Linked DNA regions of Mus musculus: all the other regions are linked to region 2. The links are chromatin loops, found by intact Hi-C in ENCODE. Cell type or tissue: gastrocnemius. All regions are shown on one strand.

Region 1 (8,000 bases), 120 kb before region 2:
GGACCGTGCAAGGAAGAGACTGCACCTGGGGGCTCTGCTCTGCGCCGAGTGGGGTGCTCACGAGGAGCTGGCGCCGCCCGTCTGGGGATGTCCCTGGGGACAGATGCATCCAAGCCACCCCCTATGGGGGCCTAGGCCAGGCTTTCCCTGCCTTCCCAATGCCCAGCCCACCCAAATAAAGAATATTTAACTGTCTGAGCCCAGGCTTCCCAGCAGCCCACACACACACTGTGGGGCCACCTATGGGCATCAGGGCCAACCGCAGTGTCAGGACCCAGCGGCCTAGTTCCAAAAGGACCAGAAACTGAGGGGGAGGCACTGAGACACCCCACCCTTAACCCCAGGTGGGTTTGGCAAGCTGTTGCTCTACCTACCTCACTGTGCCTTGTGCTCTGGCCGGCAGGAGCATCTGGGCCTGAGTGCATCTCACTGTGGGTTTGGGGCTGAGTGGCCATGCACCTCCCTCCTGGGTGTGTGGGGCCTGGCCTGGCCTGGACATGCATGTGGCATTGCCAGCTGCATCTCTGCCTGCAGAGAGTCTGGTTTTGTGGGGTTTTGTTTTCTGTTTTTGTTTTTGTTTTTTAATGTCAAAAAGTTTTTTACTCAGGTAATTTTGACGTCAAAGAGAAAACAAACTGAAGCAAATATCAGGAAATACAAGCCTTAAATCCAGTGAGGACAAAGAAGTCATCTTTTTATTTGTGTTTGTGTGCCCTGAGTGGGCAGTGTGTGTCAGAGTCGGCTTGGGGGTCCAGGCCAGCCCCTGCTAGACACCACTACAGCTCAGAGTGGCGTGGGGCTGCCTCAGATATGAGCCTGCAAGGCTGCCCTTGGTGTTGGTAGGACCTTAGCCTGATTGCTGTGCATTAGGTGAGAGGCCCAAACTGCACTGAGGGCAGTAGGCACCCACTATGGGCCACGGCTGGTTTGTGTGCAGCCAGCCATTCATGTGTACAGGCTGTGGCTCCTAGTATATGGCACAGCCTGGCAAGACCTAGACCACATTGATTGTCCTTGTGTTGGCTGCCAAATCAGGTGAGACACGGAGCTGGGTGGGGACACAGGGCTGGCTGGCTGTGTACTCTGTCTCACACTTGTGGACTCATTCCCTAGAAAGAAATAAATTTTAATTTTGGAAGCTCCCGCTTTGTGAAGTGTATGGAAATGGGACTCAGGCGATGGGGCACTGGCTTCCTCTTTTGTCATCTGTCCCCAGGTCTGCAGGATGCTGGGGGTACTCCTGCATGCCAGGGGACATACTACCCACCTTAGCAAAGTATAGAGGCTGGACCCTGGTGCTCACTAGTGCCTAGCAAGGTTATCTGTGTGCCAGCCAAGATGAGCCTTACATGTGCTCAGCACCTGTACACCCTCTGGTTCACACTTTACTGCCTGGCAGTGGGAGAGGGGGAGGAATGTAGGAGTGGATCAGAAGATCCTTAAGGTAGGTTGTTCTTGCCTGTGTTAGGAGCATTGAGGCTGAAAGAGTTGTATATCATTGCCAGGCCAGAGCAAGGCAGACCCTGAGGGTAGTCAGTGACGTCTGTGTTAGTGGCAGCAGGAAGAACACATGCTCTGGCCAAGGCTAAGATACTACAGGCTCTGTCACAGAAAACAACACCTACCCACCTTCTCACCGCCCATGCAGAGGGAGAGGGGATTTGACAGTGATCGAACAGCTCCAGGGCCACATTTGGGTTCATTGCAGGATTTTTGTTTTTCTGTGTGTGGGGGGAGGGGGGGAGTGGATTTTCTTGTTTGTTCAGTTTTTGTTTTGTTGAGAAGGTTTCTCTGTGTAGCCCTGGCTGTCCTGGAACTCGCTCTGTAGACCAGGCTGGCCGTGAACTCAGATCCACCTGCCTCTGCCTCCCAAGTGCTGGGATCAAAGGCATGTGCCACCACATCTGGCCTCATTGTAGTTTTAGAAGCCCACTATGGCCCTAGGAAAATTTCCAGAGATGAATTCTTGAGGTGTAGAACTGAAGAAAGGCTGAAAAGGAGAAAGACTGCCAGGAAGGAATGCGTGCATTTGTGCTCAGAGTCTCCTGTTTGAAACTAACAGGTTTTCCTGAGCACTGGATGCTGCCTACCTCTCCACCACCAAGATCCATAGCCACCTAGATTGCAAGTGACAGGCACAGAATGGAGAGAGAAGGAAATGCTATCACTTCAGGGAGAGATGCTGTGTACAAGGGAAATACAACTTGAGGCACCAATAGGGAAGGACTTGGGGACAGAGGACCTAGCATGCATGCAGAGCCAGGTTTCAGATAGGCTCAGAATCCCAGCTGGAACCATTGCCCAGCCAAATTATTCCTGTAGCAAATCTTGGGTGGCCAATTCCCACCTAGCCCATGGATCCCAAGAATATTACCAGGACTTCTGGCCCTTCTCTGGACAGAACAGATGAGGAAAAATTGTCCTAGTGGCAGGGCACTGCATATTCCACATTATAAAAACATATTTGTACTTTATTTTAAAAAGGGATCTACACACACACACACACACACACACGTTAATAGTGTCATATAAACAGCTGATGCAGGACTCGGGTTCTTAGTGTTTGCAAACCCTGCTACAGAGAGGAGATGATGGAGAGCAAAGCATCAGCACCATAAATCTAAGACAAGATTGACCAGAGAGGCGAGAGTAAACTTTGAAATGACTGCCTGGCTTTGTTTACTTACCTATATAATCGGCTGGATAAAGAGGAGATGAAAGACACATCTTTAGGATGCTAAACTACTGTCTTAGATTGTTAGCTGTCTGAATAAAACAGTCAAAAGATTCCATGTCTGTTTCTATGCATGTGATGGACAGTACCACTCAAACCCACAGCACCCAGGGAATGGCCTTGGCTTCACCTCTAGTTAAGGGGTGAGGGGGCCTGGTAGTTTTTTAGGGACATCACTCAGCCTGTAGGCACACTTGGAGTAGTCCAGTCTGGCATATGTCACCTGGGTGGGAGCTTCGGACCTCGGCTGGCCTGGTGCACAGGTGCCAGAAGTTAAACAGCATCTTAGGTCCACCCTCTGCGACGGCTCGTAGCCTGGAAGTGGACAAACGAGAGGCGACCAATCAGAACCAAGCTTCTGGGCGTGCCTCCCACCAGCCCCTAACTGGGTGGGGGAAAACTTCCGGTCGGGGCGAGCAGGCTTCCGGCGAGGCGGCGAATGGCCTCTGTCAGGGCCGCGGTCGGGGCCTCGCTCGCGGTTGCCCGAACCCGGCCACGGTGCGTCGGTCTCGCGCTTCCGTCGTCCGCGCCCCGGTCCGCCTGGGCTGCAGCTATGGAGCCCACGCCGCGTTGGCTGGCAGGGCTGCGCTTTGACAACCGCGCCCTGCGTGAGCTGCCGGTGGAGACGCCGCCGCCTGGGCCGGAGGACTCCCTGGCCACCCCGCGGCCGGTGCCCGGAGCCTGCTTCAGCCGTGCGCGGCCGGCCCCGCTACGGCGGCCGCGCCTGGTGGCGCTGTCAGAGCCCGCGCTGGCCTTGCTGGGGCTCGAGGCCAGCGAGGAGGCCGAGGTCGAGGCCGAAGCTGCGCTCTTCTTCAGCGGCAATGCGCTGCTGCCGGGCACCGAGCCCGCCGCGCACTGCTACTGTGGACACCAGTTCGGTCAGTTCGCTGGGCAGTTGGGCGACGGTGCCGCCATGTACCTGGGCGAGGTGTGCACAGCGGCCGGCGAGCGCTGGGAGCTGCAGCTCAAAGGCGCCGGCCCCACGCCCTTCTCCAGGTGCGGAACTCCCGGAGAACTTCCCGGAGGCGACACCCTTCTGCGCGCGTGGGTGAAAAGGGAAGGTGCCCAGTGGCGCTTTCGCCCGGGTAGGGACAGCCCTACGTCCAAACTCCATGAATGGTTAGGACCTAGGTGGAGGAAGACAAAGAAACTGGCAGGGAAGGGCCGAGTGGCAAGAACGGGCTTACTCTCTGGCTGACACTCAGAGAGATCTCTCTCCATCTGCCAATTCTGTCAGGTGGAGGGGACACACCTCTAATGGCTGTCCGATGTGTTTTCAGAAACACAACGCGGACTTTGGAACCAGTTCCCCGAATGATACTGTTTGCTGAACATCTTGCCCAGAGTCTAGTTTTCAGAAGCAATGCATTGGGCTGGTATCCAGACCTATTATCTGGAACCATACTTAAACAGTATGCTTCCTCAACTTGCCCAGCCTCTAGCAGACTCTACGCACTGTCTAGGGACTGTGGGCACAATCCGTTCTTATACCCACCTTCTCTGTGACCATTCTCCCAAGCCTGTCAGTTCTAATCGTGCGCGCGCACACATGCACCCACCCACCCACACACACGAGTGGATAGTTCTTGTTTTCCAATGGAGAGTACCACAAGTGTCCAATACAGTCGTGGATCCAAAACCATACAGGCCCAAAGGAACAACTCTTCTTCCTCCTCCTCCTCCTCCCCCCCCCCCTTTTTTTGTACAGTGGTGTTTTGCCTGCATGTGTGAGAGTTGAACCCCTGGAACAGGAGTTACAATTGTGAGCTGCCATGTGGGTGCTGGGAATTGAACCTGGGTTCTATGGAAGAGTAGTCAGTGCTCTTAACCACTGAGCCATCTCTCTAGCCCCAAGGAACTCTTTAAAAAGAAAAACCAGAAGGGGGGCATCAGATCCCGTTATAGATGGTTGTGAGCCATACAGATGGTTGCTGGGAATTGAACTCAGGACCTCTGGAAGAGCAGCCAGTGCTGGGCCACATCTCCAGCCCAAGGAGCTCTTCTTAATTAAGTCCTGCCACCCAGGTACAGACAGGTCTTAGGGGCTCTGCTCCTGTTTTTCGCTATATGATTTATTTAGGTTAGATGCTTGTTAGATGACTAAGAAACAGGAAATTGGGCTTTTACGGTTTCTCACTACATCTGCTTCTCATCCTTTCTTCCACCAGTCACTAACATGCCAACCATCCCCCAATGCCAAGCTGTCTTCATCTCTCAACATAGTGGTTTCTTCCTCATCTTTCCACCCCCAAGCCAGATTTATGGTCTCGCTGGCACCCTGCTGCTCACTGGACCAACCTTCTCAGAGGCTCTTGGAAATATACGGCAGATGTATATTCCAGGGCTCCTCAGCTCTTCATTTTGTGAGCAGCTTTGAACTTTGCATTTTGATAATTTATGTTCACCAGTTACCAAAGGTGTGTAGACCCTTGGTGTCAGGATAATTTGATATTGAATTTTTTTTTTTTTTTTTTTTTTTTTTTTTTTTTTTTTGTACAGGGTTTCTCTGTATAGTCCTGGCTGTCTTGGAACTCACTCTGTAGACCAGGCTGGCCTCGAACTCAGAAATCTGCCTACCTCTACCTCCCAAATGCTGGGATTAAAGGCATGCACCACCACTGCCCGGCAGAAAGGCTTCCTTATATTTAAATATCTTGATGCTAAGAATCAAATCCAGAGTCTCATGTGTCCTAGACTACTACTGCACCACATATCCAGCCATGAAAGGTGCTTTTTAAAAAACATTTCCTATGCATCAGTGAGTTGCCTGCATGTGTGTCTGTGTGAGGATGTCAGATCCCCTGGAACTGGAGTTGTAGTTGTGAGCTACCATGAGGGTGCTGGAAATTGAACCCGGCCAGTGCTCTTAACCGCTGAGCCATCTTCTCCAGCCCAAGTGGTGCTTTTCATACTTGATTTACTTATAGTTGGTATTTCCACACCTGAGGTCAGCTGTTTCCATGAAGTCAGGGATCCCTTTGACCCTTGCTTAGGTCTCATCCTTGTGTGTCAGGGTTTCTCATCTCAACACTGCCAAGACTTGAGGCTAAGGTTGGAGGTGGCTGTCGGGTCGGGGCTTCTAGAGCCCTGAGATGGGTGAGTGGCTTCTGCTCTTAACTAGACTCCAACCAGGTTAGCATAGACTATGTTGTGCTTTTTTTGAGACAGGGTCTTACTTCAAAACCGTAGTTGTCCTTGAACTTGCAGAGATCCATCTACCTCTGCCTCCCAAGTGCTGGAATTGAGCACACATGCCTCCACACCAAGCTGGGTCTTCAGCTTTTGACCCTTCTGTCTTCCATGCACTGAGATTACCGGGCCATATATAAACAGCATGTTTGATCAGTTTGGTCCGTTCCAGGCAAGGTCCTCTATTGGTTTAGGAACCTAAGACATTACTCCGGCAAGGAGGGGCTGTCGATGCAGCCTGCCCAGGTAGCCACTGTGCTGGGCATCCAGTACTGTACTATATTCTGCTAAAAACAAAACAGGCCCAGTGTATAGGAAGAGTCCAAGTACAAAAACTACCCATAAACTGTAGCTTTCTTGTCTCATTTTGTTCTCTAGGTCCCTGTGACTGGTGGCTCAGACCCTACTGAGTCCGCCAGCCAGACACAGGCACGTGGCTGTGTAGTTTTGTTTCCTTTAGGGGTGTGAGATGTGCAGCATGTCAGCAACTGCGTGTCACAGCACTCCTCACTATGCTCCCCTCAGGGACTGGCACAGGCTGAGTCCTGTGAGAACCGCTAACAGCTTACTCATGAGCTTGGGCCTCTGTAGCTGCAGTTTTCTGTTTCCCATGACAACGGGCAGTGCTGGTGGGTAGTATGCATTAATTACTGTAGGGATGTTTTTGTAACACCTGTGAGGACAAAACTGCAGCCTTGAAGGTGGCTGGGGGGGCATTGAGGGGGGACAGGGGAGGTCTCTCTTCACCTAGCTTTAGTCATATGACGGCTACCCCAAAGCTCTTGGGAAGCTTGGTTCAGAATAACCTCCGCCTGACCGGCTCCTTGGCCTGTGTTTGATTTCAGACAAGCCGATGGTCGCAAAGTCCTGCGGTCAAGCATCCGTGAGTTCCTGTGCAGCGAAGCCATGTTTCACCTGGGAATCCCCACCACGAGGGCCGGGGCCTGCGTCACGTCTGAGTCTACAGTGATGCGAGACGTGTTCTATGATGGTAATCCAAAATATGAAAAGTGCACGGTTGTGTTGCGTATAGCTCCCACTTTCATAAGGTAATGCTGGGGTCCATTAGGCCTATCTACATGCATTTGCTCCTAGAGCATACGCGATCCATGCTTATGCAGCCAGGATGTTGACCCGGCTCCTGAACAAGCAAGAGCTCCCGGCTGTGGTCAGGACTCAGCCCCAGATGCTTCTCAATGCAGTGCCTGACTCATTAGTCCAGTCCTTTCTGCAGATGCCTGTCTTGCCTTCACCTGAGCTTGGTGTCCAGCCGGCAGGGGCTGTGTGAACAAGGAGGTGGCTGGTGTGATCTTAGGATTCTCCATATTATTGTACCCAGGCTAGTCAGTCATCAGCACTCAGCACACATGGCCCCTGCTGGCCTCTGGCTTTTTCTGGCCTCAGCGAGGATGGAAAGGGGCCAAAGATGGTAACTGCTGCACTGTAGAGGCCCATTCCCCTGACTTAGCTGGCTTTAGAGTAGAGGTCATCCTGTGCCTTGGACAGTGGTGACAGCACCACTGCCCTCTGCCCACCAATTGCAAGCATCAACCCAGTTACAATTTTTAAAAAATGTCAGCTGGGTATGGTGGTGCACACCACTAGTCCCGGCACTCAGGAGGCAGAGGCCAGAGATAGATCTCTGAATTTGAGGCCAGCCTGGTCTACAGATTGAGTTTAAGAATATCCAGGGCTATAGAGAAACCCTGTGTCAAAAATTTTAAAACATAAAAAAATTTAAAGCCAGGCAGTGGTGGCACACGCCTTTAATCCCAGCACTCAGGAGGCAGAGGCAGGCGGATTTCTGAGTTCGAGGCCAGCCTGGTCTACAAAGTGAGTTCCAGGACATCCAGGGCTACACAGAGCAACCCTGTCTCGAAAAAACAAAAAATGTAAAAAGGCTCCATGCATGACTGGCGTCCTTGTGGGACACCAACTGACTGGCACTGGCACTGACACGCCGCGTACATACTTTCTGGGTAGGCCACCCCTGGCTGTCCTCACAGTATATGGGGTACACACAATCCTGTGTGGAGTTGGAGCTGGCAAAGTAGACAGTCATGGTTGTTTCTTGGCC
Region 2 (8,000 bases):
TTTCCTCCAGAATGCTGAGAATAAAGGTGTGCACCACCACCACTGGCTTGTGTTTGTTTGTTTGGTTGGTTTGTTTTTGTTTTTCAAGACAGGGTTTCTCTGTATAGCTCTGGCTGTCCTGGAATTCACTCTGTAGACCAGGCTGGCCCCGAACTCAGAAATCTACCTGCCTCTGCCTCCCAAGTGCTGGGATTAAAGGTGTGCGCTACCACGACCGGCCACCACTGGCTTTTTATGTGGGTTTTTGGTATCGAACCCAGGTCCTCGTACTTATCCAGTAATCACTGTACTGACTAAGCTATTTCCCCAGTCTTCCTTCTTTTCTTCCTCCTCCTCCTCCTCCTCCTCCTCCTCCTCCTCCTCCTCCTCCTCCTCCTCCTTCTTTGAGACAGGGCTTCCCTGTGTACCCCTGGCTGTCCTGTAACTCACTCTGCAGACCAGGCTGGCCTTTAACCCACAGAGCTCAGCCTATCTCTGCCGTAGAGTTCCTTCACTAACAGGTTTTAGTTTTCCTTCACACTCTGTAATTTTATCACTTTTGTGGTCTTGTATGAGTCCTTAGCTATAAACTTTATGGTTGCTTCTGCTTAATGTTGGTGAGTCATTTTTTTTTCTTGCTACTTTTATCTTTCTGTCTTTGGCCCATAGCAATTCGATTATGTGTATGCAATGTAGTTCTGCCTGCATTCATCCTTTCTGGAGATTCGGTGCCTGGGTCTTTCTCGGAACAGAAACCTGGAGTCTCTTGAGGGAAGGACAACTCAGGCCACTACTAGGCCTGTTCTGACAGTGCTCTGAGGTGGCACTAATTTTGTATGACAGCTTTGCTGTCTCCATTTTATTGGCGAACAATTTTTTGCTCCATTTTCTTAGCAAAAAGTTCACTCTTTGATCCTTTAATACTTACCTTTGTGCTAGGTGTTTTGTGTACATCGTAAATGATTAACTATAACACATGCTGATTATGTATCACGGGTATTATCACTAATCACAGAAGCAAGGAATGTAGTAGCTTTGCATATCCTTCATTATTTGTTATGTATTTATGCATACTCTTCATCTCCCCCTCTTTTAAAAAGTACAAGCCGTTGGATGATGGTGTCACCATTTTAATGCTAGCTGTTCTAACCAGAATAACTCAGGACAGCCCAGGGAATGTCTCTGTCTTCAACTAGGATGCAGTCAAACTTCTCCAAGAAAGAATGAACTCCCGTTGGGAGAAGAAAGTACCTTCCTAGATTCCCCCCCCCCCCCCCCGCCCCCTCTTGAATATCGTTTTAGTTCTTCAGAATTTTTTTTTTTTTCCGAGACAGGGTTTCTCTGTATAGCCCTGGCTGTCCTGGAACTCATTCTGTAGACCAGGCTGGCCTGGAACTCAGAAATCGGCCTGCCTCTGCCTCCCAAGTGCTGGGATTAAAGGCGTGTGCCACCACGCCCGGCCAGAATATTCTTGTAATTGATAATTTTCATATCAAACTCTCTCCATTGAAATCATTGTGTGGTTTCAGGTCTCCTTTTTGGGTTGTGATACCATTGGGAAGGAGGAAAGACCAAATGAGAGACAAGGCTATAACCTGGTATGATGTAAGCCTGAGGCTTGGAATAGAGCAGCCAGGGAAGCCCTCAGTGGAGAAGGGGGAGGAGGAACGGAAAGGGGAAAGGGGAGGGAGAGGAGGAGGAGGAGGAGGAGGCAGCCGCAATGATTAAGTATCTATGAGACAAGTTAGCAAGCATAGCAATAAAGGGGGAGATGCCTGAAAAGATACAGAGGCCACTTGAGCAGCTGACCTGGGGCAGGAGGTTATCAGGACTTAAGTGAAATAATATAAGCAGATAAAGTGAGATCACATCACAAACAACTTTGTGGGCAGCACCAAGGATTCTTGCTTTCATCTTGGGTGAGACAGCAAGCCCCTGAGGTCAGAGATGTGATCTGACTTATTTTAATTGGATCCCTTTGAACACCGTGCTGAAGGGCCTGCAGCAAGTTGTCCAGGATAAAAGTAGGGGGCCAGTCTACACTGTTTACAGCCACAGGAGAGAAACTGGTCTTACAGGTTAGATACAGACAAGAAGAACAAGAGATTTGCTGATGAACTCAGTGTGGGTGTGAAAAGAGTAGGGCAAGGCCACAGGTTCAAGGCCAGTTTGCACAACTTATCAAAATCTTATGCCCTCAAAACAGACAAACAAAAGGTCTTTTAAGACAGGTCTAGCCGGGCGTGGTGGCGCACGCCTTTAATCCCAGCACTCGGGAGGCAGAGGCAGGCAGATTTCTGAGTTCGAGGCCAGCCTGGTCTACAAAGTGAGCTCCAGGACAGCCAGAGCTATAAAGAGAATCCCTGTCTTGAAAAACCAAAAAAAAAAAAAAACAAAAAACAAAAAACAAAAAACAAAAAACCAAAAAAAACAAAAAACCAAAAAAAAAAAAAACCCCCCCAAAAAAAAACAGGTCTCAATAGCCCAGGCTGCCCTTGAACTCAGTAAGTGGCCAAAGCTAATCTTAAACTACCGATTCTCCTGCCTCAATCTCCCAAATGTTGGGACTAAATGCCCAGCTCAAAATTAAGAAAAAAGAAAGAAAGAAAGAAAGGCTGGCGAGATGGGTCAGCGGGTAAGAGCACTGACTGCTCTTGCAAAGGTCCTGAGTTCAAATCCCAGCAACCACATGGTGGCTCACAACCTCCTGTAAGGAGATCTGACACCCTCTTCTGGTGCATCTGAAGCCAGCTACATATAATAATAAATAAATCTTTTAAAAAAAAGAAAGAAAGAAAAAAAAGTGTGTGTGTGTGTGGGGGGGAGCTAAAGGATGGAGATTCAGTTCATCGGTTCTGTTTCCTCAGTTTATATGTCAGACCAGTACCCACAAAAAATGGTGGTGTGTGTGTGTGTGTGTGTGTGTGTGTGTGTGTGTGTGTGTCTGGGAAGAGGGTGCTCAGAGCTGCTTCTGATACGTGAACTCTGGCCTGGACTTAAAAATAGTGTAAAGGTCAGGGCCAGGCTTGCACCTGCTCGCTGTTGCGGTAATGGGACTAGTGGGTCATCCCCTGTGTTTGGTATCTCCGCACAAGCCCCAGTTCTGCAGCACATTCGGCTTCTGTATTCAGGGTATCACTTCAGTCAGGATGGCCTGGGAAAAGCTGTGCTGCAAGAGACCACACCGCGAACCCAGGCGCCTCCAATTTTGCTTTCCAAACCGGGGAAGAAAACAAAACAAAAAAAATCGATTTCCTTTCCTCCAACAGTGTCTCTTTGGCGCCCTCTGCTGAGAAAAGGGGGAAACACAGCAGCACCACTTCAAAGAAAAAAAAAATCTTGGAAGGGCCCAGAAATGTCTCCCCCTTAGACATTTTTACACTCTGTAGTCCTAGCTGACCCGGAACTCGCTGAGTAGAGTAGAGTAGGCGAGTCTCGAACTGGCAGAGATCCCCCCTGCCTCTGGTATTAAAGATGTGCGCCAGTATGTTTTGCTTGCCTGAAACTCCTCCTGCTTTGGTCTCCCAAGTGCAACCACCCACGCCGGCTTATACTTTCGCACAGCGGTAGTGAACTTGCCACTGAGAGTGAGTGAGTTCATAGCTAGCATGTGTTGACACATTCCTTACATGTTTCTTTTTTTTTTTTTTTGATATTTTCCCATGGCTCACACTGCCACCGGAAATCAGTCTCATTTTAGAGATTAATTTAATTTGAACTCATTTCAACCCATGTTAGATGGCCACGTATGTGACGTACACAAGCCCTGGACAACAAGGATCGGTATCCAAGAAAAGAAAAAAAAAAAACAAAACAAAACGAAACTAAACAACAAAACAAAACAAAACAAAACGGCTTTGATCTCAACACAGAGGCAGAGGCAGAGAGACAGGAGAATCTCTTGTGAGTTCGAGGCCAGCCTGGTGTACAAAGCAAGTCCGGGACAGCCAGGGCTCTGTTACACTGAGAAACCCTATCTCGAAAAACCAAAAAAAAAAAAAAAAAAAAAAAAAAAGGTAAAAAGGGCTAGCTCAGCGGTTAAGAGCACTGACTGCTCTTCCAAAGGTCCTGAGTTCAAATCCCAGCCACCACATGATGGCTCACAGCCATCCGCAGTGAAATCTGATGCCCTCTTCTGGTGCATCTGAAGACAGCTACAGTGTACTTACATTAAATAAATAAATAAATAAGGAAAAAAAAAACCAAAAAAACAAACAAACCAAGTAGATCAGCGGACAGTCCAGTTCAGAAACAGGACGTAGCGGAGACGAGCGCGCGCACCGCTCTGGGGACTTGAAGGTGCCCAGAGGATTTATTTAGCACAGCCAGCTCGATCACGGGGACGCCTCAGGACGTTCCCCCAGCGCGACTCCACCAGACAGACCCTGGACCGCGGCCGCCACTCTGTGCCTCCTCCGGTGGCCCCGCCCCCGGGGCGCGCCCCCGCCCCTCCCCCGTCCGCGCGCTCGCCCGCCGGCCCGCTCGCTCGCTCGCGCGCGCCCCCGCCGCCGCCGCCGCCATTTTGGAGCGATCTCGCCCGCGGCCCCGAGCCGGTCCCGAGCGGGTCCCGAGCCTCCCGCCGGCTGCGCCCGAGTCCGAAGGCGCCGCGCCGCGGGGTCGGGCCCATGTGCGTGCGGCCCGCTCCAGGCCGTCCGCACTTCACCTCTGCGAGCGTCCTGGCCTCGCTTGGGCCTCCCTCGGAGGAGGAGTCGCTGCGACCCCCAGCCTGCTGGGCAGGTGAGTGCGGCCGCGCGCCCACCGCTTCCTGCGGCCCGGGGACAGGAGGGACACCCCCACCCCCCACCGCCTTCGGGCCGTCAGCGTCCTGCTGTCACTCAGCTTGTGCGGTCAGCGCCCTGTCAGTAGAGCAGCGCCTTTGTCACCCTGCGCTTCGTCAGGGGGTCAGCGCCTCCATCAGTCTGCTTCCCGGTCAGCCAGCACTCTCCACTGCCGTCATTCATTCATCCATCCATCCATCCATCCATCCATCCCTTCCCTTCCCTCAGCGCTCACCCTTCTTGACAGTCAACATCCCTTTTAGCTACTATCCCAGCTCCTGGCCTGTCAGTGGTCAGTTTTTCCCCACTCTCAGAATTAGTCTCAGCCTCTTAGTGGCCGCCTGGTTCTCTCCCTCCCAGTTGTCCACCTCTGCTCCTATCAAGGTCCCTCACCTCTGTCGGTGGCTGTAGAGGTGGGGCGGACCTTGGATACAGGGCCTGGGGAGTTGTCAGTGTTCCCTATCTCATCTTTGGGTTTTTTTTTTTTTTCCACCCTCCTCATCAGGGGCCCCGCTGGTGGTGACCTTTCCACCTATCAAGCGTTCCCTCCCCGCTCGCTCATCTCCTCCTACCAGTGCCCACTGCCAAGCGCTCGCTTTGTTATTGTCCTTTATTTCCATCCCATTCCTCTTCCGGGTCGTTCCCCAGTTGTCATCATCACCCACTGTCTTTCTCCCACTCCCCCCCCCCCCCCATCATCTTTTGCTTCTCCCATGCGCCTCTTCTTTCTGGAACTTCTTCACCTGCTACTTTGTATCCTCACAGCTGACTACTCACTTAGTGAAGGCTGTTTCCAATCTATTACGGAGCTCTTGCTGTTCGCTATCAGCTCTCAGTCCAGTCACTTTCCCCAATTCTCGCTTTCTGCTGTAGCCCCTCCCCGCAATTTGTCACCATCCTCAACCATGTCCCTAGGCCTTATTCCAGACAGGTTTTCAGGTTTTCACTGACACCTTCATCTGTGTCCTACCTGACAATGCTGCTTGCTGGCTTCTTACCATCTCATTCCATTCCCTATCCCCCCCCCCCCCTTTCCGGGACTGTTTTACTGTGTAGCCATAGATGTCCTGGAACTCTGGCCTTAAACTCCATAGAGATCCGCCTGCCTCTGCCTCCCTAGTGCTGGTATCAAAGGCGAGGGCTACTGTCACCCAGCTTCAGTCCTCATTCTTATCTCTTCACGCCTCTCTCCCTTTCTGTTTTTCTGAGACAGGGTCTTGCTATGGAGTCTTGGCTATCTATGTAGAGCAAGCTGGACTGAAACTCAGAGATTTGCCTACCTTTGCCTGGGATTAAAAGTTTTCCCAACCAAGTCTGATGTGTTCATCTCTTGATGTTCTTATGTTCTGGGTCAGCCCTTTGACCTCTCTGGTTCTCATGTGAGCTAAATAAGCTCTTGGAGGCAAAAAAGAGGCTATCGCCGGGCAGTGGTGGCGCACGCCTTTAATCCCAGCACTTGGGAGGCAGAGGCAGGCGGATTTCTGAGTTCGAGGCCAGCCTGGTCTACAAAGTGAGTTCCAGGACAGCCAGAGCTATACAGAGAAACCCTGTCTCGAAAAACAAACAAACAAACAAACAAAAAAAAAAAAAAAAAAAAAAAAAGAGGCTATCTTTTGTTTGTTTTTTTTCTAGACAGGGTTTCTTTGCGTAGTCCTGGCTGTCCTAGAACTAGCTCTGTAGACCTAGACCAGGCTGGCCTCAGACTCACAGAGATCCACCTGGCCTCTGCCTCCCAACTGATGGGATTAAAGTATGCTACCATTGCCCAGTAAGAAATTAGCTTTAAGGAGGAGGGTGGGAGAGCAGGCCAGAGCCTTTCAACACGGACATCGGGAGGAGATGGAAAGGGCCCAGATCTCTTGCAGGAACTAGATAATATTGGTGTGTCTAGGTTGGCTGAGAATGTTTGTCTTCTAGTCAGCCTTACAGCTTGAGGGGGGTGGGGGGTGAGGGGGGTGGTTCTAGGCTGGAGATTGAGTTGTGGGGCATTATGACTATCTGGATAGGAGGGGGTGTTGTGGTTCAAACCTCAGTAGTTAATTTAGGGAGGTATTTTGGAGGAAAAGCTGTTGAAGCTTCTTAGAGCCGTAAGTAACAATTGAAGAGGGGTATGAGAGAGTGAGAGAGCTCAGAGAGAGTCCCAGACTTCTCGGTAGAAGTGAAATGGCTGGGTAGTAGCATCGTCTAATTAAATGGAGAAGCTGGGTTGAGGCAGTGATAGATATGAGGGAATGGTTACATGTTAGAGAGAGCAAGCAAGGTTTTCCTTCGGCTGAGACTAGTGGGAAACTTCTAAGAAGCCCAGGGGCCATTAGGGAGAATGTATCTAACCGACAGATGTGAAACAGGAGAGGTTAGGCTGAACATACAATTTTGAGCAGGGAGATAATATTTAAAGCGTTGGGAATAGCTCTTTACTTAGTGCACATGATAAATGTGCTGAGTATTTCTTGTGTGCCATTGCATTTAGTATTGATTGATTCATTTATTTATTTGGAGACAAGGTCTCTCTCTGTAGCCTCAGCTGTTCTGGAACTTGCTATATAGACCAGACTGGCCTAGAGCTAGCAGAGATCTCCCTACCTCTGCCCCACAAGTGCTAGGATTCAAGGCATGCACCACCATGCCCAGCTCTGTATTTAATTTATATGGGAATTTCTCATCTAATCCTTAAGGTAACCATAGACTATAGGAGCTATAATTTCCCTGTTTGAGAGATAAAGAGACTGATGTAAGAGAGCCAGAATTTGTACTTACGGCAGTTTGGCTCTGCATCCCTCCTCTCTCTTTCTCCTTATGGAAAGGGTGCTGTTTAAAATATTTAAACTAATAACAATAATGACTGGTCCCAGTCCTACCATGCTTGGCAGGCCCAAACACTTTTTAAGTGTCTTACCTGTATCATCTTGTGTAATCTTCACAATGATGTAGCCATGAAATTGCTCTTCTTTCAACTCTTTACTTGTTTACTTTTTTGAGACAGGATCTAATTTTACCCAGTCTGATCTCAAATATTACTTTATAGATTGAGGGTTACTGTAAACTTCTGTTCCCCTTCCTCTGTTTCCCAAGTGCCTGGATTACAGGGTGTACCACCATGACTAATTTATATAATGTTTGGGATTAAACCCAGGGTTTCATGCATGCTATTAAGCATTCTACTAACTGAGCTACATCTCAGTCCCTCTTTTTTAAAAAAAAAAAAAAAACCAGGATCTCATGTATTATAGGCTGACCTGGAAC
Region 3 (8,000 bases), 82 kb before region 2:
GATTCCATCTAAGAGACACAGAATCTTCCCCAGTGTGGCAAGATCCTCATCCTGGAACCGGGATTTGTGAAGCCTGTAACGGGCAGGCCAGAAGGACACATGGAAATCAAAATTGTATCAGTGACACAGGTGCAAGGCATGTACAGCCCCGTCCTCAGATCCGCTCTCCTCACCTGGCCCAGGCTTCGGTCTCCTCCCTCAAGACTGACCCTTCTTGATGGAGCACTCCAGGAGGTAAGCACAGAGCAGCACCTGGTACAGTCGAGGCCACCGCTGTGCAGATTGGAGGTGCAGGGCGGAGGCACAGTTGGTCCAGGAGGGGGCTCAGTGAATCCTCTGCTACTGCACATGTGGGGCTCTCACCAAGCAGACGCAGAGATCTCTCTTCAGGAGAGTGGGTGCTGGAACTCAGAACTGGGGCCACATCTAAACGGTTCAGAGTCACAGTCACTGCAAAGAAGCTCAGAGTGGAGCCACCAACCCAGGTCCAAGCCATACTGACTTTGCTGGAGGCTTGTCCAGTAAGGGGTCTGGGCTGTCTGGACACTCTGGATGGACTCCAGGGCACTATGGCAAGAAGTAGAGTTGTAAGCCTGACTCCCCCCCTCCAGCCTCAATCCCCCCCTCCCACTGGCTCTCCAGTCTTCAAACCTCTGACATGGCACCATGAGCCCAAGAAGGGGAGGTGTGGGGTCACCAAGCAGTGTCTGCACCATCATGCACACTGACTGTGCTAGGGACTCCAAGTGGTAGCCACCCTAGGAAGAGCGTTGAAATGGGACAGAGGAGGGATGTCACTAGTGTGAGTGGCCGTACCAGGCAGAACACCTAATCTCGACTGACTCTCACATCTGGTGCCCTCCCCTCCCCTGGCCCTTGGGCACTTACCTCCAACACAGCACAAATCCGGCCACCAGCCAGCACCTGCAGCAGCTGTGTGAGATGGGCAAAGCACTCAGGGGTGGCCTGCATCTGCCCCTGAAACACAGTAAGTATGATAAGGACCTGGGCCCCCAGAACCTTACATTACTCCCAAGCCAGGCCATGTTCTCACCTCAGGGTCCCCGATAGCAGAGTCAAATCCAGCCGACACCAGCACCAACTCAGGATCAAACTATAGGCAGGATCCGGTGGGAAGGAACCAAAGAGAGCAATAGCCCAGGTGAAGGGGAGGTCCCAGTGCTACCCACTCACATAAGGTTAGACTTTCTGAGACACCTTCCCTACTCCCATTCATACACTGGAGTGGCTTTCAACTCTCCAGTCTTCACAGTGGGACTCTGGGTAAGCCTAGGAGGACACCCACCACACAGTCACCTCGAAGGCCAGTGGGAGCAGCACATGCAGAAAGGCAGCCAAATAGTCGGCATTTCCCATCCCAACCTGCAGCAAAAGCAAAGCAGGCATCAGGGGACCAGCCCTGCAAATGAGGACATCACGGTCTTCACCCCTGGGATCCAAAGTCCAGGGAGACTCTTGCAGAATGCCCCAGGAGACATTCACAGGAGACGTAGGCTGGACGGAGGGGGGAGGGGGACTTGGTACCTGGTTCCAGGGCAAATTGACAGTGAAACCTTGGCCCTGCCCTTGGCCAACTGCATCTGCATCAGACTCTGGGAGAAACGGCCAGAAGCTTCCATGCTCATAGCGGTGCCAAGAGAAATAAAGGACACTGTCGACAATTGGCCAGGTCAGAAGTGAGGTCCCTTAGCAACTCCACAGCTTCTCAAAGAACCCTAACTCTTAAGACCCCTAGTCTCACCACTGGAATTTTATCCCCAAAATGGTGAGCGGCAGAGAAGGGCTGTGTCCACACCCCAGCTCACCTGGGGTCATCGTTGAAGATATACTGGATGCCCTGGCCATGGTGGACATCCCAGTCGACAATGAGAATCCTAAATTCGGACAGTACTGGGGATTACTGGAAGTGGCTGCCTTTCCACCTTTAGGCTAGGAGCTCAGCCAGGAGTGGAGGGAGCTGGGTGGGACCTCTTAACCACCAACTCCACCTCTTCCTATTTAGTTTGGGTCCCCCACACTTGCAGGTCAAGCTTGGACACACCTCTGCAGCCCATATTTCTGCTTGGCATGTTTGGCTGCTAGAGCCACATTGTTGAACACACAGAATCCATTGGCAGCTGCCCTCTGACTGTGGTGCCCTGGAGGCCTAGGGTGTAAAAAAAAAAAAAGGAAACACCGGGCATGTCAGAGTCATTCTGTCCCCTCACAGGGTCACACACAGACAGCTAGGGGAGGAAGGTGGTTCTCACCTCACCAGGGCAAGCCCATTGTGCACAGCTCCTGTTAGCACAGCATCGACCAGCTGCAGTGCAGCCCCCGCTGCCAGCCGGGCACAGTGAAAGGTGTCCTGTGAGCCAGAGTGCAATTGAGCCTGGGACCTGACCTGCTTGTCCCAGGTTGCAGGTTTCCCACTGCTGAGCAGACAGGGCTGGGGCATTGGCAAGCAAAACATGGTAGGGTACGGTCATAAAGCATAAACAAGGAGACACTGGCAGGTGAGCAGACTTGGGTGTGAATGCACCTAGGCAGGCATATGGACATAAATCTGGGTGAATGGGCGTGTATGCTGGCTCGCACCGGGTGAAAGTAGACAGCATTGTACTGCTTAGACAGTGCGTGGAGCTCCTCTTTATCCAGGGTCTGGGTCTTCTGCACCAGGGCTATATATTCCGGGCTGCAGATCAGCAGGCGGGCCACCAGCAGGACAGGAAGGAAAGGAGCAGAGATTCCTGGTGGGAGTGCCCACCCAGTAATCCCTTTTAGCCCACACCACGGTGAACCCAAGGGAATGCTAGCGGAGCTATAAAAGGTTCGGGTCCCCAGATCTGTCATAGTCTGACCTGTGCACCAAGCCCAACTCTTCCTCTGATGCCTCACAAGCTGACAAACACAGGCACCTTTCTTCCAGGCCACGCTGCCGCAGGCCATCCAGGGCAGCTGTCAGGCGCTCTGGGCACTCAATTTCGCACTCGGGGCTGGAGCAGACAAGGATCTCAGTGTTCAGGGTTCCCTCCCGGCCCCCTACTTCTGTCAAGACACACTTACTCATCCCAGAGCAGTCGAGTGGCTGTCATGTCCTCGTGGTACACAAGTGCTGTGCCCATAGCTACACCGTGGTCACTTTGATCCGCTCTAACGCAACACGCCCTCTGCCGGCAGGTAATTGCACTGCCCGGTCTCACCTAACTATGCACGTAAACAATCCTCACTCGGGACGAACTGGGTTGTGCACGCTGGACCTGGGCAAGAGGAAACCACCCCAGGCCCAGGTCCGGGCTCAAGCCCGCCCGATTGTCAGAAGAGAACCGCTGGAAACTGAACTAAGCGTGACGCCAAACGCCTAACTTCCGGCTTCCTCTTTTACAGACTCCGGCCCGCCCCTAGGCGAGATTAGGGTGGAGTAGACCAAAAGGCTGAGCTCCCCTGGGATTGCGCGCGCTCTGTGTGTCTTTCTCTCTCTGCCTCTCTTTCTCTCATTGTCTCTTTCTCTTAGGCTGCAACTTCAGTGCCACCGACAACTACGTGTGGCGCGGAGCCTACGACCAGTACCGCCTCCAGTGTCCTTCTTGAAATGGATAGGAAGACAGGGCTGCCTGTCCTCAGGCCATCCATAGCTACAGCCGCAGCTATGCTTCCTTCTTGCCCCCAGCATCCTCCTAGCCTAACCTGGTAGTTTAGGCCACAGAGTCAGAAATGCCAACTGTCAATCACAACCAATTTGCCTGCTCCCGCAGGTGAAAGATGGAGAGGAGAGAAGTGAGCAGGGTGTGTATGTGAGTGCCTGCGGGGGCTGGCCTGGGCTGGATCAAAGCACTGAACTTCCAGAAGGGACTGACAGAAAGGCCACAGGTAAGAAAGAGGCCACTGGAATAGAAGAGTTATATAAGACGCCAGGCCAGCCAGGAAAACTGCAGCACAGTGTGAGGCTAGGAAGGGTAGAGGGTTCTGAGCAAGGAAGGGTGAGGAAGCAGGGAAGGGGGCCTTAGGAAAGGAGGAACAAAGGAGACATGAGCTCAAATACCAGCTAAGACTATACATATATATATATATATATATATATATATATATATATATATATATATGTATGTTTGTATGTATATATGTATATATATATACACACACACAAATAAACACACACAGATATATACACACATATATACATACACATATATACATACATGTATATATACATATATATGTATATACATATATATATATATACACACACACATTTCCATAGTCCAGCCTTGTCTCCAGTTCCGAAATGAGTGTTGGCATTACAGATGCCTCAAGATGGGGGGAAGGGACAAGACACACCCCCAGGATGATGAGGGGAAGGGGGCAAGGCTGCCGCTGACGTCTGTGATAGGAACACATACAACTATCATGTACAGGGGAAACCAAAGAGCCCTGGAGTGGTTAGAAGTAGGTGCCCTCTGCCATACTCAGGAGTTGGGAGTTCAGGCAAGGATTTTGGAGGAGCCCAAAGCTTCTCCATCTTCTAAAAGCCAATTAACTACCCTGGTTTATGTATATTGTGGGGTAGGGCATGAACTGAGCCACACCTCTGTAACTGGGTGAAGTATTTGAAGCCTTGGACCATGGTTATCACAAGGGGATTCAGGCAGTGGAGCCATGGTCATGGCATCTCCTCTGACAAGATTAGACTGGGCAAAGTGTATTTGCCCAGAACTTGTCAAATGAAGGGAATGAAAGACCTCACCCTTATGTCCTGCCCTGTCGCACCTGTCCTTGGGACATGAGGAAGAACATGGACCATCTAACCAGCCCAAGTGTGGTCTCGTGTCTAATGGCTTGCAGATGACAGTATGGGTTCAGGGAGGCTGCCAGGGAAATGCTGGTAGAGAGCTAAGACCTTCCTCACTAGAAGTCTGGACCATTGGAAGACAAATGCTGCAAACTCAGAAAGAAGGAGGCATCCCTCTATCTGGGTCTTAACATCATCTTCCCCACCATCCTCCCTTGCATCAGTCTCCAGACCTCCTGCTCAGACTCTGAGCCTTAAGAGTACAGTCATTCAAGAAGGGAGGGGCCAAGCCCTAATGTGGCTTGAAGCATTGGCAAGGACTAAGTGGCACCAGCACTGTGGCCTGGGAAGAGTCAGGGGACTGGCACCTCTATTAGCTGGAGGACATAGAGCTCAGGTTAGCTCCTTTTTGTGCACAGAGCAGCTTGGAGAACTGATGGGTGCTCAAGGCATGGGGCCACACAACCAGAATGGGAGATCTACAAAAGGGTTTATTTGCCCCCAGCCACTTAGGCAACACCAAATGGCTGGTTCGAATTCCAGGCTAAGGGTGTAAGAGAATCCACCCACTTCCAGAAGAGATGATGTCCCTGAGTCAGTGTCCCCAAAACCTCTGTCTCATTCCGTCTCAGGAGTTGGCCTTGGCATTGTCCAGAGCGAGCAGAGCTCAGGTCTGGCACTTGTCTCCTAAGCTCTGCTCACTCTGAAGCTTTTTCACGAATACTGATTTCATGTACAACTCCAGAATTCAAAGGCTAGTCCCATGTTGGGTAGGGGTCTTGGACAGAAAGCTTAGATGTTCTTCCAGGGTCATCTGGGGCACTCGAAAGCCGAAGAACAGGTTTGGAGATGGAGGGTTCATGATTCAAGGGTCTACACAGCATGTCCAGGTGGAAGACTTGGGATACAAGCTCCAGGCACTGTCGGGGTGTTAACCAGGATTCCTTTTCCAGAGAAGGGAAGCCAAGGTGCCGTGAAGCTCCGAGCCAACCTCCTTTGGATACCCCCCAAACCACCCAGAGGTCGTCACAGAGCCGTCTCCTTTGGAACTCTGGCTCCTAGCTGCCTAGGAGGCTTGAAGCTGAGAACTTCCTTGTAAGTCACACCTGCGGGAAGCGAAGAGAAGCAAACGATAGAGTTAGACAGCTTTCAACTAAGGGGGGAAGCCAGCACCCCATGGGCCTTAAATCTAATCCTAAGTGGGCCAATCCACTTAAAAACACTGAAGACTGCTGTGAAGCTAGATTGCCCCAGGAAAACAAGGGATGAAAGTGTATGTTCAAAAGAAAAAAAGGGGGGGTTGTGTTCAAAAAATAATAATAATAAGAGAGAGAGGCTTGTATTAAAAAAAAAAGGAAGTGAGAAGAAAGTGTGTGAGCCTGCTCAAGGGCTCAGTTGTGTGCCTCCTGTGGTCTATGGTGAAAGCAAAAGCACCCAGCCACAGTGTGTAGATGGAGACCACAGAACGGATCTTGTGGCCCGTGGTTAGGGGAGTTATTTTGTTGAGCAGCAGAAGGATTTCATCACACAGAACCAAACTCATAAGCACACGACAACACAGAAGGGAAGAACACCTGCCAGGACTTTCAGGACATGAGTCAAGAACCTCTACCCATCCAGTCTTTCCCATACCAGGGTGCAAGAACAAGGGCCTGGGGTCTGAGGCAGACAAGACAAGGGATAGCATGTCGCAATGGACCTGTCCTCAAACCTCCTGGCTCCCCAGGTTGGACCTGTCAGTCTGGCAAGGACACGGGAGGCTAGTCCCAGCTCAGGGGACAGTAGGCAAACTGAGAGAGTTCTCTGAGGCCAGTTCTCAAAGAGAGAATTGGAGGTTTGGCACAGAGCTATGGAGGGATCTAGGGCTAGAGATGAGAGGGAAAAGCTGGGCCCTTTGGCCTGCATGGGAATAGACTGTCTTCCATGGGCAGTACATAAGATATAGTTATTTCAGGAGAGGTCTTTAAATGGAGTAAGGAGAGGTAAGGATACATTTTAAAGGTGTAAGAAGAAAGTCATAAGGACCGGCAGTGGTAGAGAGAGCTCCAGTGTGGTCTGGACATGAGGATGCTAGGCAATATAGAGGTTGGGGAGAGAACGGCCAGGGAGTTAGTAAGCCAAGGGCACAAAGCACACACACCTGCTCCACAGTTCTCAGCATCCATCACCTGCCAGCCCTTGTGGGTCGGAGCTCCTTCAAAAGACACTCTTTACCACTGCCTTCCCCCCTAGCCAGAAGTCAACCTGGTTGAGTTGCACTGCCCCACAATGCCCTTTGACCTCCCAAAGCTCTTATCTGACCTGCACCCCAGGGGCAGAGGCTCACTCACCCAGGGCACACAGGGTCCAAAGCCAGACATTGTATGGAACCCCCACACTCACGCTTCCATTCCTCAAGGGTGCGGTCTACATCATCAAAGGAGTCGTCATATTTCTGGGCCTTGGGTTCATCCTCAGTGTCCCGAAGGGACTCAAAGTATGGATGGGTTAACGCCTCAGCTGCTGTCACCCGCTGTTCCGCATCCAGCACCAGCATCCTTTCCAGGAGATTCACAGCTGTGGGAAGAGCAATTCAGGCCAAGCCACAGGAGGGGACATACTCACCCAGTACCCTGAGACCTTCACCCCATCCAGCGGTACCCTGAGGGCTTGCGTTGGTCAGGACAGAGGCAAAATCCTTCTTTTCTAACTCAGGGAGGCCTTCCATGTAGTTCTTGGCCTGTGAGGGAAAAAGGGTGATAGGCCAGCCCCCAAGCCCAAGTCCAGCCCACCACCCACTCCCACTGACCTCTGCACTCTGTAGCTTCTGAACAAACTCAGGAGGGGGCGTCCCTGTGATCTTCATGATCTCCTTCAGCTGGTCCAGGTCTGTACCAAGGTCAGGAATACAATGCAGGGACAGAGGGGGGCCCACCCAGCACCCACATCTTGGCCGAAGTCAACGGGTGCTCTACATAGAAGGATACGGTCATTGCCTTTGAACAGGATCTTCCCAGTAATCATCTCCGCCATGATGCAGCCAACGGACCAAATGTCCACTGAGAAGTCCCATCAGTGCCCCACATGCAAGGGTGGCATTCATATCCGTGAAGGCCAAGAAAAGGGGGATGCACAAAGAGACCACACGTGGGAGACAAGTATACATGAAGGGGAGACGTGCACATAGGCACAGAGCAGAGGCTGTCATTGAGAAGGGTGGCAGACCTCCCAG

What was found. Hi-C counts contacts between places; a loop is a spot of excess contacts. Peaks named below come from ENCODE experiments on the same cell type or tissue, not always from the same donor. Only the 100,000 strongest peaks of a DNase experiment are listed, where the experiment ranks them.
Region 1: a loop joins it to region 2, with 2.3 times the contacts of the local background. A loop is called at or near these places in 6 of 42 quality-filtered maps.
Region 3: it touches region 2 in a loop (2.6-fold over the local background); 19 of 42 quality-filtered maps call a loop at or near these places.

What each region holds. Positions count from the first base shown.
Region 1 is chr15:89,085,936-89,093,935 of GRCm38, forward strand. Trabd (TraB domain containing) reads left to right here. Exons shown (of 10, transcript NM_026485.2): 10 at 1-1,140. Selenoo (selenoprotein O) reads left to right here and starts at 3,103. Exons shown (of 9, transcript NM_027905.3): 1 at 3,103-3,730; 2 at 6,769-6,972. The coding sequence starts at 3,174. In gastrocnemius, a CTCF peak has its summit at 3,393; DNase peaks (open chromatin) are centred at 3,113 and 3,573; H3K4me3 peaks cover 2,427 bases; H3K27ac peaks cover 1,988 bases.
Region 2 is chr15:89,207,064-89,215,063 of GRCm38, forward strand. Ppp6r2 (protein phosphatase 6, regulatory subunit 2) reads left to right here and starts at 4,496. Exons shown (of 25, transcript NM_026813.2): 1 at 4,496-4,716. In gastrocnemius, CTCF peaks have their summits at 3,269 (motif pointing left) and 4,098 (motif pointing left); DNase peaks (open chromatin) are centred at 3,265, 4,439 and 5,242; H3K4me3 peaks cover 4,972 bases; H3K27ac peaks cover 5,517 bases.
Region 3 is chr15:89,125,324-89,133,323 of GRCm38, forward strand. Hdac10 (histone deacetylase 10) reads right to left here and starts at 3,377. Exons shown (of 20, transcript NM_199198.2): 1 at 3,067-3,377; 2 at 2,862-2,996; 3 at 2,599-2,695; 4 at 2,271-2,368; 5 at 2,063-2,167; 6 at 1,827-1,895; 7 at 1,546-1,672; 8 at 1,318-1,383; 9 at 1,055-1,114; 10 at 889-978; 11 at 652-758; 12 at 503-567; 13 at 174-426; 14 at 1-73. The coding sequence starts at 3,125. It overlaps Mapk12 (mitogen-activated protein kinase 12), which reads right to left. Exons shown (of 12, transcript NM_013871.3): 8 at 7,756-7,827; 9 at 7,578-7,657; 10 at 7,430-7,508; 11 at 7,172-7,345; 12 at 5,261-5,895. The coding sequence ends at 5,816. It overlaps Gm46530 (a long non-coding RNA gene), which reads left to right and starts at 3,216. Exons shown (of 2, transcript XR_001781738.2): 1 at 3,216-3,870; 2 at 5,743-7,816. In gastrocnemius, a CTCF peak has its summit at 3,200; DNase peaks (open chromatin) are centred at 3,199 and 3,391; H3K4me3 peaks cover 1,805 bases; H3K27ac peaks cover 2,023 bases.